3 separate regions of the Homo sapiens genome follow, and regions 1 and 3 are each linked to region 2. Evidence: chromatin contacts called from ENCODE Hi-C data. All regions are on one chromosome and are shown on one strand. Each heading gives the region's core, a stretch centred on a gene start or an enhancer-like site at or near the end of the contact. The rest is flanking DNA. Distances are from core to core; before and after follow the strand shown. Region 1 holds the start of PCF11 (PCF11 cleavage and polyadenylation factor subunit). Region 2 holds the start of HIKESHI (heat shock protein nuclear import factor hikeshi). Region 3 holds the start of RAB30 (RAB30, member RAS oncogene family).

Region 1 (4,369 bases), core at 1,851-4,350, 3.1 Mb after region 2:
CACAGTTCTGGAGTACACAATGCCATCATATATAATAAAACCAATTGCCCATACAAGTGTGTGGAAATGCTCTTGCTTCTGATAACACCTTTACAACCAAAAGTTGGCTAAGGGAAGCTTTGAATAACTTTGTATGAAAAATTTCTTTTAAGGTACTGTCTAATAAAAGGGTTCACCCACTGCATGTGGGTCAACTATATTAAGTACGAACATGTCAAATGGTTTACTGCTGTGTCTTTACCTTACCATGTCATGTTTTACACCATTTTAGTCATTATTGTACTTATGAAGATAAACAGGCTCTCTTAAACACCAAAGTCTGTTAAGTAGGCTAATTTTTTATTGTACAAGTGAAGTCCTTTTATGTATTATTTTTCGCTACTGCTCTCTCTTGGGAGGAGTCAAATTAAGTGTGAATCCTTTAAGTTTAGTAACGCAGAGAAGCTAAAGAATAAGGACACAAACATTCACCTCCAAAACACAAAACCAGGCCAGTTTGCTACCAAATAACGGAAATCCCTCCCCTCACCCTCGATCCCAACCCAGATTAAGATAGATCCCCCAAAGTGACTTTTACATCTTTTCCTCAACCTGGCTTTACAAAAATAACCAGGAAACGTGTGCCCCCAAAATTTCAGCTGTCTTTTACCAGCAAAGAGCTCATCTATTTTCATCACTGTGTAGCGATATACAAACACAAGTTTTATGTGGTCACTATATTCAGCATTTAGTTTTCGGTTCTCGAAGGTCTTCCGGATCCATTAAAAACCAGCAAGGTTCTTTGAGTGACAACCTGAGCTGCTAAATATTAGGCGCTGTGGAATATTAAATCCCAAGATACGAGGTAATTAGATTTTAAAAATCAATGTTTTTGCCTTAAAAACACAAGTGCTTTAAGGCATTTAATGTCAAGTTAAGCCTTCAACAAGGCAAAAACTAAGTTTTCATGTCCAAGATGTTTGTGGTATCAATAAAAAGCATGTTGAGTATGACGAATGCTTCCTTTTTAAATCTCACACTTAAAAAAAAAAGCTGTTTTACATACACTTTCACAGGAAAAAGTGAACGAAAACTTGTATCTTAGCTGTCAGACTGAGCATGATAAACTTGTTGAGGTCCTTAAAAGGAAAAAGAAAAAAAACCCTTCCTTTTCGTCCTCTTTAAATTATGAAAGGACCACCTGAAACCGTGTATCTTGTGAAGAGGTTTACCCAAAAGAGTGGATGGAACCTAAAGAAGAATGAACCCAAGTCACTTAAAGACTTTTGTTTAAAACACACAACCACGTAGATAAAAATAAGTCTTGGAAACAGATTCTACACCTTACAAAGGTAAATAAAAAAGACAAATACATATTTTATATGTTTTATTCACAAATTTTATAATACCAGTCACACATTTCAAAACCATTTATTAGAGTCAGACCACTCAAGTTTTACACTAGACAGAAACCGTCTCTAAACAATATATTGGTGGTTGTTGTTAAAGTGGCCTTTAAAAAGGGGTTCACTCTGCTAAAAGGAGGCTCATCCTGATAATTGCAATCACTAACAACTAGAAAAAACTAAACCGTGAGTACAAGCTTGAAAAATAAAATGTAGCACTGGGACGCTATTAAAACTCATTGTAACTAAGTTGAACAGTAACTTTACTTAAATGACATATCGCTCCCATATGAATCCACAGAAGAGGAGGACTACAGGGAAATATAAGGTGGCAGAGGACCACTTCTGTCAAGGGGTAAAGAAAAACACTCCTTCGCTATCAGGGAAGGGAGAAAAAGAGAAAAGGAAGAGGAGGAGGGACTGAACTTTTCAGAGAAACTGCAAGTACTTGTTACCCTCTGGGCCAGTTCTCCACCTACAGGTTGGATAAGATCTCCTCCCCCCACCCAAACCCCACCCTCAACCCCACTTGCCCCTATTTTGGGACAAATTAGACCCTCCAATAGGAGAATAAAAGTTTTATCTAGCCGCCCCCACCCCAAAATGGGGCTGACGGGAGTGAGCAGCTGCCTGGCTGGCAGGGAATGGATTCTCCTCTCTTCCCTTTCGCATCATGTGCTTTTCAGGCGCCATGTTGGGCTCCTAACAGGCGGCTGCTCCACTCGGGGCCAAATCCCTATTCCCACCCACCAACAGCTCGCTCCCAGGTCCCCCTTCACCTCCTTCCAACCCACAGAACACAATTACCAAAAAGGGTGCTTGGGGAAAATGGGAGACCCACTCTCCCACTTCCCAGGGAATTAAAATGGCTTATGTTAACTCTTACTTCCCCAAACCACAAACTGCCTTTAAGTCTCCCCCACCCCAAAGGGCTCTATTCAAAGCGTGTGTGTGTCGGGATATACAATGCGGTGGCCTAAAAAGGGAGTTGGAAAGCGGAAGTGGGACTCCACCCTTTATCCTCCCCACTCCCTCCCCCCCAGAGGCCCATGCTCGAAGCCTGGGCCAAAGACCGAGCCTGAGTTGGAGGGGGGTGGGGGGGTTGGAGAGAAGGAACACTGTCCCCCTTGGGATGGAAGCGAGACCTGGGATGAGGCTGACACTAAAATCAGGGAGTATTAGAAGTAATAGGAGGCTGCGGGGTGTATAAAAACCTTGGCGGTTTGGGCCTCGATGAGAGAGACGATCTCCTTGGCGAAGGGCAGGTTCTCCTCGGCTAGAATGGTCAGCATATTGATGTGCGGCTTGCTATTGAAGGTCAGGTCTTCGAGCGATGACTGATAATCCCGACAGGCGTCCTCCCGGGCCCCCGCAGCACCGGCCTCGGCCGGCGTCTGCTCTGACATTGCGCCGCGGCCCCCCTCCGAGGTCCGCTGCAGCTGAAGCTGAAGCCGCTCTGGATACCCCGCCTCCCTTCCGACTCCTCTTCCTCTCCCCGGCTCTCTCGCGGCTCCGGCTTCACCACATGCTGACCGCGGAGGGGGGATGGGGGACGACACAGGGGGAACCTCGGGTATGAAACGCCGCCGTCTCGCGGGTGATCTCCGTCCACTTCCAGCCGCCACAGAAGCTTCTTTCTCCACAGACACAAAATGGCGGCGGCAGTGGCGGCTCCAGCTCCGAAAATGTCTGTGTTCCCAACCGCTGCGTCGTGCGAAATGAACTAGGGGAGGGGAAATGTGCGGTAAAAGGGCGGGGCCACTGATAAAACCAGGCGTGATTGGCTGTCCCGGCAACGTCACGAGCCCCGCCCCCGGCCCTTCCGCAGGACGCCCTGGCACCGCCTTCTTCTCCGGCCTCTACCCGGACTTTCGCAACATCTACTGCTCGGAGGCGCACTGGAAAAGACGGCCCTTCTCATTGGCCGATTCATAAGGGACTGTTCGGTCATTTGTTACCATAACAACCCATTCAGGGAAGCCAATAGGCCTGGGAAGGCAGTTCCCGCGGCCCAACCCAACCACTTTGAGAAGAAGACTCAGCCGTCCCCTCTTCGTCCCTCCCTCTAGCTTCCCAGCCACTGAGCGGGCCTGTCAATCATCTTTCCTCCCGCCTGCCCCGTAGCTGCTACCGACGGTGGGGGTTGGAGGGAGCGGGGGTTGGAGGGAGCGGAGGCTTTCTGCCGCCGCACCCCCTCTCCCTTAGCGTCTCAGGTGCTCTGGAGAGCCAGGGCGGGTCCAGCTGCCCCTCTGGGAACTGGGAAGTGGGAGGGAGGTGCCCAATTTACCCGGAACTTCGGAAAGCACTGCTGGAGAGTTTCTTCCAGCACGCCGCTTCCCACACCCACAAAAATACCTAGGCGAGCTTGCCTGACTTGAATCCCCAGGAAAATGCCTTTTATTTAGAGATTAAGTGTGAAAGGCTTTTTCCTTGGGGGTTTGGAGGAGCTCTTTAAGGAGCCCACTATGAGCTCTAGGAAGAGTTTTTCACAACAGCCACACCCAGCTGGACCGTAATATCTCCACTGTGAATCTGCATTTCAGAACCTCCTTAGCATACACTATTTGGGGCACGTAGGAAAACACACACGCGCATGCACTTTTGTTTTAAACTTGTGGGGCTGTCTTCCCAGGTTGGAAATGATGCTCGTAAAACACACAAAGCTTTCAAATAGTTCACCGTGGAGCTGCGACATAACACAAACCAAACGTAATTTTTTCATTGAGTAGCGATATTGACCTAAATATAAGCTTTTAAAATGTGTCAATTACGGGCTGGGCGCGGTGGCTCACGCCTGTAATCCCAGCACTTTGGGAGGCCGAGGCGGGCGGATCACGAGATCAAGAGATCGAGACCACCCTGGCCAACATGGTGAAACCCCGTCTCTACTAAAAATACAAAAATTAGCTGGGCGTGGTGGCGTGCGCCTATAGTAGTCCCAGCTACTCGGGAGGCAGAGGCAGGAGAACCGCTTGAACCCGGGA
Region 2 (4,387 bases), core at 760-3,259:
ATAAACTTAGGAAAAATATACTGCTATGTAATTTCAACTATCTATTAGTTATAAAGTAGTATCAACTGGCTGCCCTAAATTAAGTCTCAAGATACAAAGGCAGTGTTCCTAAAGTCAAATTCTGATTCCCTCTTCAGAAGTATTCTGACCCACTTTAAAATCCTCCAGCTTTAGTATAAAGAATAAAACAAAGGAATAACACAAACCAAATGGCCTGTATTAGTATTAAATTCAATTTCACCAGTCTTTGGCATGCATATAACCTAAAAAGCATGGGAAATTATTATTTATGAGTCTTGAAATAACCACCAGGCAAAATAAATATTTCTTAAGTGTCAACTTTGTATAGGTACTGAACAGTCTGCAAATCTGTATCATCACACTCTAATTTTTGACATTAAGAAAAGGTGTATCTCTTTAAGAAAAAAAATCTTAAGAAATAAAAACTGGGTTCATAAGTTTAGATAAGTAGATTTTTCTTATAACAGAGTCGTGTAGTTAAGTTTTGAGATGCCACTAGGTCTATTTGTCCTTCACTTTGATGTGTCCTAATACTCCATAATTAAAGGACCAAGTATCCCCAATATATAGAGGCAGGTATTACCATAACTAAATTTCCTTCCAAATTAGTTGACAACGTGAGAGATACATGGATTCCAAATAGGCTTTTTATTCTTTAAGAAACACAATTTTAATGTCATTCATTAATAACACTCACTCGTCTGAGTCACACAATCATTCCAGGTTTGTCCTTTTTCCCTATTAAGAGCAGGGCAAAATTATCTCACCAGGATTATGAATTACCACCATCACCACAGGGGTCTCCCAGTCATTCAAGAGACAAACTTTATGAGGCTAGTCATCTCCAACTTATCTTTCTGGCTTCTTAGAACTGTATATGTACAGAATACAATACATTATCAAAACTTGATGGGAAAAAAAGACAATTCAGCAAAGGGACTGCAACATTTTAAAAAGCCAGGAGAAAAAAGAAGGAAAAATACTTCTAGGGGAAAGGAATCAGGCCTGAAAATTGATGTCTGTGTGGTTTCTAAGGAAACAAACAAGATTCACCTTCCAGATTATTCCTAAAGAATTCCAGGTGCTGTTCTCATTTACTCTAACAATTTGGCAAGGTAAGTTATCTATTTTGACCCATAAGGAAACACACTACTCGCATCCTTCTCTGGTTATCTCAGATACGGCTCACACGTTAAGTTTCAGCCAACTTCCAATTAAATTAAGCTTATTTTTACTCGGGTTCTTCCAAAGGGACCCAAAAGATATACATTCCCTGAGCACCTTAATCTTTGAAAAACAGTTTGCTATAGACCAAATTCAATCCCAAATTCACCTCTACCTCAAGTTAATAAAGAAGGTATTTATACTGGCGATTGAACTTAGTTCTGTAACTGCAAAATGTCAAAGATAAAGACCATCTCACGAGTTATGAGGATTAAGTTCAAAGTGCCAAATAAGCGCCACACATAAGGCTGAGTGACCAAAGGCGTGCATTGCACTTAGCCCAGTACTTGGTACAAAATGCACACTTAATAAATGCCAACTTATACTGTGACTACTATTCGAAAGAATCTGAATAGAGCTGGGCAAAGGAGAGCACCCAGCTTCCCACGCTCCATCCTCACATACCCACCCAAAATATAATAAGTGGGCTTCCCCGCATCCCTAGCGCCTGCGCACCCTCCCTGCCGTAGGGCTTCGCCCTCGGTATCCTGACCCCTTCCTGATATCACCCGGTCCCATCCTCACCAGCCTCCCCGCCACCAAGCAGCCAAACATGGCGACGGCAGCTCCGTTCAGCCGGCAGTGACCTGAAGCCGGCGACTAGGAGTCCTGGGGCTACTGCCCTAGTCGAGACTAAGAACCTTCCAGAATTTGCGGGAGGGTGTCTGCCCCTCCACTACATAGTGACTGGGCCAGCGGCAAGAATGCCTCTGCCCCCGCGAACTCTGACCTTCTCTTCCTAAGCAGCCCACTGCTCAGGCAACAAGTACTTCCGGGGCTTACACCCGGTTTTCCCCACTAAGGAAGAAAGGCGGGCCAGCGCCAGTACAAGACTACAAGTCCCAGAACAAGTCCCAGAGGGCACCGCGCCAGTTTCCGGGAAGGTAAGCCTGGAGGCTTTGCACACTGGGATCGGTAGTCCGGGTGTTTTATAGCCACAAAATCTGTGGATCCTTCATTTCCATGTACAATCCTGGGAAGAGATGCTTCTAACGTTTCTGTGACATCTGAGAGATTAACGGTGCACTTTTACAATAATCACGTCACTAGATCTTTACAAAAACCCTATGAGGTAAGTATTATAATCCAAATTTTATAGGAGTGATCAGCCTCAAATCTTTACACAGCAGTAAATGTTGGAGGCTGAATTCAAGTCCTAATCCAAATCCGGGTTTCTTTCTGCTACACAGTGTCTCAGAAGTATTAATCTTTAACCAATTGTTTTGTACTTGTCTACAATTTATAGTAGTTCTTTCCAGCTTCACTTAGTTCTCCCATTCATTTGCTGTACAATTGTGGACGAGTTGTAGATGTCTTTGTGCTTCAGTGCCCCTCCTTTGCAAAAGACAAATAATGAGCCTATTGCCTAGGGTTGCTGTGAGGATTAAATGAGCTAATATGTATAAAACACTTAAAACAGTGCTTGGCTGTGCTTAATTAGTGGGAGTTTTATTGTAAAAATGTCTATTTTTTTTCTATGTGGATCTGCAGAAAAGTTTCATAGGAAATACAAAACAATAGCCAAAAAAAAAAAAAAAAATACTGGCATTAAGTACCGATTGCCACCAATACTTATTCTCCCTTTCACAGCTCCAATTCCTTTTCTTCTTGAATAGGATAGTAAAGGGTCTCTGTCCAATTTGAAATATCTGAGCTTGGCCACCAGCCGTAAAGCAGGTCTGTCTTCCCAGTTCTCAGTTTATATATGGGGGATCAGTGTTTGGAACAGTCCTCTGGCCTCCACTGTGGATCCCTAAACTGATCACCTATCTTATCACCGATACTCCTTTGAGATAGCTGTGCCAAAGGTGAAGAGGTAGGAAAGGATCTACCAATGTTTCCAACTTACTATCTAAAAAGTCCTAGAACCTTCAGAATAAAAAGGCCATTCATATGAAGACCACTTCATAAATTAAGGCACCCACACTACCTGGGTTCAGAGCCCATCTCTGCCATTTATTAGTTACATAATCTCAGGCAAGTTAACCTAACACTCCCATACCTCCTTTTCCCCATCTTTAAAATGAAGTAATAGTAGTATCTACCTCATAAAGTTGTTTTGAGGGTTCTTACACGTAAAGTACTCAATAGTGGCCAGAATGTAGCTTACTCAATAAATGTTAATATTTAGCATTATTGCCTTTCCTAACTAATTTTCCATGTCTTCTTCATACCCACCTTGTGCACTAGCCATACTTTTGAATTCTCTGAGCAACTCCTACTTTTAAATTTGTATGTGCTTATGCAACTTGTTTTATCTCCCTGTAATATTCACTTGGTTATTTCTTACACATCCTCTCACTTTTCTTCACTAACCTTTCTATGACCCACCTGATAGTCATTTCTTCTCCTACCCAGCAATCTTATATTTAGTGGATTGAGAACTAGCTAGCTTAGAATTTTTTTTATAAATTACAGATGATGTTTATTAATTGTCTCAATCTCTGTTATGTGAGATATGAGCTTTTTCTCCATTTTGCTGGTCAACTGTCTTAGTTATAGATTGTACAAAGAGTTAGAGGCAGTGAGTACAGTATCATATCTCTAGAGTAGCCAGTATTCCAGCTACCAAACTATATTATTTGTACATACAGTAGTTCTTTGTAACTTCTGCGGGCAGAACTAGATACAGTGTGAGGAAGTGAAAAAATGTTTCAGGGAAAAAAATCTTTCCAATAATCAGAGCTCTCTGAAATAAGAATAGATAGTCATGGAATAGAGTGAATGCTCCTATTCACATTGATATTGTAACCAATGCTGAAATCCACTTACATTGTTGAGGAGACTTACGGAAAATTGGGGAAATTGGCTGAAAACCTCAGAGGTACTCCCCCCCATCTCAAACTATATGATTCTATGGAGTAAGAACCAGTTATAGTTTAATTGTGGCCAGGGTATCAGGGATTCTGAATCCTGGTGTTAGCTCTTCATTAATTAACCTAATGATGAGATCATTTATTTTATCATTTTGGCCATTATGTTTCTTCCAATTCTAGGTTGAATTCTGACTTGAAGAGAGCAAAAAAATATTTTTTCTCTTCTCTGAAAAATTTTTCTTTACAAAACAAGGAGAACAACAAATAGACACACAAACTCTGTCTTCCCTGAACTGGGAGATATCTGTAACCCCAAGTCACAACAG
Region 3 (4,506 bases), core at 1-2,500, 3.2 Mb after region 2:
TATTGCCAGACGTCAGAAGGCCTATCATCAATAATATCCCACCCCTCCCGCCTTTTCTGAGACACGGGCTTGCTGTCGCCCAGGCTGGAGCACAGTGGTAGGATCGAGGCTCACTGCAGCCTCAACATCCCGGGCTCAAGCGATCCTCCCACCTCAGCCTCTAGTGTAGCTGCAACTACAGGGGTACACCACCATGCCCAGCTAATTTTTTTGTTTAATGTTTTTGTAGAGACGGTACGGGGTCTCCGCATGTTGCCCAGGCTGGGGTTGAACTCCTAGAATCACGCTATCTCCCCGCGTCTGCCCCCAAAGTGCTGGGATTAAAGGCGTGAGCGACCGCACCTGGCCAATATCCCCTTTGAACATCTGCTTTCGCTGGTTGGTAAAAAAGTGTCATTTTAAATTTAGTGTTACTCCTTCAGGCTATTCCCTCTCTCTTCTTACTTGCAGGGCCAAAGCAACGTCTCTTTCCACCTTGGTCACCTTCCAACAACGATTTCTTCGGACGCCTTTGTTAATCATTCCTGTATGAAAAATCAGTGAATCTGAAGCTTTGGGGAGAGTGAAAGGGGGTTGGAAAACAAACGGCAAAACAAAAATGCATTTCGGAGGACTACCCCAACTCTGTGGGTGGAAGTGGGCTTCTCCGAATAAAGGCGAGGGTCGCCGCCTCGGGTCCTCGCACCTCAACAAAAGACACCAACTCTCTCAACTGTACTGTTAACAGATCTAAATGATACTCCAAGCCCAAAAGTAAACCGACTCTCTCAATCTCTTAGCTAAAAAATGGAGAAGGAAGCGTAGGGCCCCATGCAACCCCTTCAGGAGCTGAGACCGAGGCTCACTGGGCCTCTGGATGCCGCTTCCAGTCGGTCCCGCCCTACATCAGTCCCCAGCATGGCCTCCACCCTCTGGTTCCCAGGTTCGTGCCCGCGGCTATCCGACCAGATCGTCCTCCACCTCACCGTCCCCACTGAACCACCACTTGACTCCTGCGCACCCCTAAAACCTCTGCCCGGCTCCGCGGAATCGTCCCAGTACTCCTAACATGGCGGCCGAGTCCCCTTTGCTCCTTCACTCTGGGCGCGTCCCACTTGGAGCATTTTGGGCATTGTAGTTTCGGGGATTGCCTGGGTATCCCTTCAGGACGTAAGAAGACTACAGTTCCCAGAAAGCACCGCTCCCGAGCATGGCTATTGGGGACGTTTGGACAGAGGGATGATGTCATTGCAAAAGCCCCACTGCATTCATTGTGCTACGGTCTCTCCACCCCCTGCTGCTGCTGGGCTTGCGATTGCCGCTCGCTCCAGCTGAGCTAAGTGTAGCAGCAGCACCAGGGCAGGGACTGACTCCAGCCCTTGGACTCAGGACATCGCAGACCTTCCCTTGCGTGCGTGACTCATTCGCACATCCATTTCTGTTTATGCCTGGGGTGGGGAGAAAAATCCCAAACCAGGTGAGTTGAAGTGATTTATTCAAATGCTTCTACCAAGTTATTCCTCCCGCTTAGTTCTCAAGGCTTTCTTTTGGGAAGCTGTGAGCGGTGGGGAGGTGGGGGGGATTGGGGAGAGGCTTGCAGGCACAGCTAAGGGGAAAAGCTCTGTGCCATTTGGGTCACTGCAAAGAACAACTCCAGCAACCTTCCCCCGCCAGAGGACGGGTGCCTGCCAATTCCCTAGTCGCAACTCCTCTCAACCTTTTTGAGGCGGAGAGAGGGGGCTGGGCTGGGAAGGATGTTGGGGAGTGCTCTTGGAAAATCTGAGGAAGGCAGAGGTGGGGGACTGCAGTCCTGTCACACACGGCCCGAGAGCTGAGGTTTGAGTGGGAAGGGGTGATGCGTGGGGAGAAATGGAGACAGTGAATTAATGTGGTCGCACTACTTTAGAACATTTGAATGTCGCTTGGACGAGCACTAGTTATTAATTTTTAAGATGAACGTGCTTAAGTTTTGTAGGGCTTTATTTTATGTGTGTATGTCTATGTGGTTTGTCTCGCCTTTTCTGCTGATTTGAGGTGACAGTGTCCTTTAATGGTGCACTCCGTGCCAGTCAGAAACATTTCACGTGTCTGGCGAAGGTTCTTTCAGGCTGCTGGAAGCAGCGTTTTTGTTAAATGTTTTCCGTTCTCCGACTGCTGGATTCAAGATTGTTTGGAAGTGGAGCCGACAGATTTGTGCTTGTGTGTTTTAAATTACATTGCATAGGCTCTTTGCCACTGACAATGGTACCATAATGAGCTGCTGTTTCCTGAGGCATAGTCACTACTCACAAATAACGGTTTGAAGAGATCGATTAGGGAAGAGGGGTTCATTTTAACACATTAGAGAAAGGGAAAGTTAGAAGCGCTGTTAACCTTCATTTGCCATTACTGAAAGGTGCCCATGGAAGAGTGATTTTGGTTGTTTTGTTATTGTTGTTTTTTTAAACGAACTGACATTTAACAGGAGAGAAAGCATTCTGACTTACATGATGCTCTTGTAAGAGTTATAGGGATAATTAGGGCAATAGATATGTTACTTTGAGATAAACAGCTGGCTGGCTCCACAACAGATGGGGCCAGTCTTGGCTGAGAGATCTACACCCTTGGAAATGAATGGGCCTGGGGTCAACCACACCCCCTCTTGGAATGTCAAAAGAAGGAGAAATGCCAGAGTATTTGCTTAACTCTAGAATGCTAAACCTTTTCCTAGCTGAGTCAGACATGGGCGAAATTCTTTACTGGCTGTCTTCTGCTGCTAAGCCAATTTTGTTCATTTTAAATTCAGATCCTTAGGTCTCCAAAGTTGTAGCTGTGTGATATTTCATTAAATGCTGCTTGATGCTGAATGCAAAGGACAGTCCATTGTATGGGCTTTGTAGTAGAGTGATTTATTGGGATGCCAATGAGCAGCTTTTGGATTTGGGAAAAGATCAACAGTTAGCCTTTGCCTCTGCGTCTCTCTGTTGATGACGCTCTGCTCTTCTGGACACCCTACCCTTCTCTCCTGTACTTTCATTTCTTCCCCCCACCCCACCCCATCCCACCCACATCTCTTGAAATTCTGTTTATTTCTCTATCTCTCCATTTGCAGTTTACATTTTTCCTTTCTGTTTCAAAACCCCTCCTTTATCACCAGCATATCACATCTCTTTCTCTTCAATCTTAGAACACACTCCCTGGTCCTCCACTTCAACTAGGAACTCCTGGGTGGATGTAGACTATGTGAATATTTTTGCAGAATCCTCTTTGAAGAGAATTTCTTTGCCTTTTCTTTTTCTTGCAGTCTGTGCTTGGCAGGATGAGCAGCAATGAGCCTGACCCCTGGTCTGGTTTGTAGTTCCTGTGACAGACATAATTTAGCCCCAGCAGCATGTGAACAATGAAATGCTGCAGTTGGGCTCATGCCACTTTTCCTTTCACTGGCACCTGCCTATGGATTAGCAAGGTTTTTAAATGCTCTACATGAAATGTTCTCATAATTCCCAAGGAATAAGTAGTCTTCAAGTGGCTTGCCTTATACAATACATTTTTTTTTTCCTTATCCTTGCTGCAGCTGGTGGTGGGAAGGCTGATCTTTCCCCCCTCTTTCTTCCTGTTCCCTGTGGATTGCTGAGTAGCAATCCAGGTGGCCAAACTGCCCATTTGGTTTTTTGAAGATACTTGGAGGACAACAGTTCCCCACCCACCCTGGTTGTTTCTTCTCCTCTGTGCAGGAAAGAAGTTTGTTATTTTATTCTCTTCTCTTAACGGGAAGAGTGTGATAGTGGCTATATTTGTTTATGTAACAGCAGTGCTCCTCTAGGTGTGGAAAGTCTAACTGCTATCCATCTGGAGGCAACTAGTGTAACAGGCAGATTCAGAAGCTGTCCTCTTAGACCTTTTATGCACCATCTTCTCATTCCTAATTTTCTTCTTCTGAAATACTTCCTTACCCACCAAAGTTTCTTTTATTGTCCTAGGGAGGAGAAATGGGCTGAATGTAGTGTTAGATTTGGCCTCATCACTGCTGTCTCTGGGACCTTAAATAACTATTCATTTCTTTCTGCTTCGGTTTACTTATTTGCAAAGGGATAATGATCCTTGCTCTTTGGTTTACTGATGTTATAGCCCTCTATAATCTGGCCCCAACCTATAATTCTGACAATTTATATTGATTGAGCAGCTACCATGTACTAAGCACTGTGGATACATCAGTGAAAACAAATGCTTTCCCTGACTTCATGGAGCTTATATTCTAATAGGGGATATACTTAATAAATAATTGCAAGTGTGATGAATGCCATTTCCAAAAGGGTTGGGTAGGAGTGCCTGACATGGTACTTTCCCCTTGTCTAGGGTTATCAGGAAAGGTTTCCTATAGGAAGTGACACTTCAAGAGACTTGGAGGGTAAACGGAAGTAGTAATTCAGGATGGCAGTGGGAGATGCTTATAGTGGGACAAAGGTTTCTGGCAGAGGGAACTTCATGTTCAAAGTTCAAAGGGAAGAGTGGTGAACCTGAGGATTTGAAAGGAAGTTAGAGACAGAG

What was found. A loop is a pair of places that touch in the nucleus more often than their neighbours do. Pooled maps may share reads with other maps.
Region 1: a loop to region 2 is called in a pooled map, with 9 times the contacts of the local background. The contact joins the promoter of PCF11 here to the promoter of HIKESHI in region 2. A Hi-C loop is called at or near these places in 9 of 50 pooled maps.
Region 3: a pooled map shows a loop between it and region 2 (9-fold over the local background). The contact joins the promoter of RAB30 here to the promoter of HIKESHI in region 2. A Hi-C loop is called at or near these places in 6 of 50 pooled maps.

Annotation. Positions count from the first base shown.
Region 1 is chr11:83,155,862-83,160,230 of GRCh38, reverse strand. PCF11 (PCF11 cleavage and polyadenylation factor subunit) reads right to left here and starts at 3,100. Exons shown (of 16, transcript NM_001346413.3): 1 at 2,600-3,100. The coding sequence starts at 2,791. RefSeq lists silencers at 1,935-1,994, 3,445-3,524 and enhancers at 2,795-3,044, 2,341-3,130, 3,195-3,244.
Region 2 is chr11:86,299,862-86,304,248 of GRCh38, reverse strand. It overlaps HIKESHI (heat shock protein nuclear import factor hikeshi), which reads right to left and starts at 2,009. Exons shown (of 5, transcript NM_016401.4): 1 at 1,771-2,009. The coding sequence starts at 1,800.
Region 3 is chr11:83,068,641-83,073,146 of GRCh38, reverse strand. RAB30 (RAB30, member RAS oncogene family) reads left to right here and starts at 1,250. Exons shown (of 5, transcript NM_001286060.2): 1 at 1,250-1,456. RAB30-DT (RAB30 divergent transcript) reads right to left here and starts at 1,081. Exons shown (of 3, transcript NR_038903.1): 1 at 1,001-1,081; 2 at 343-524. LINC02951 (long intergenic non-protein coding RNA 2951) reads left to right here. Exons shown (of 3, transcript NR_186233.1): 3 at 451-745. RefSeq lists enhancers at 808-1,297, 3,061-3,290, 3,311-3,360.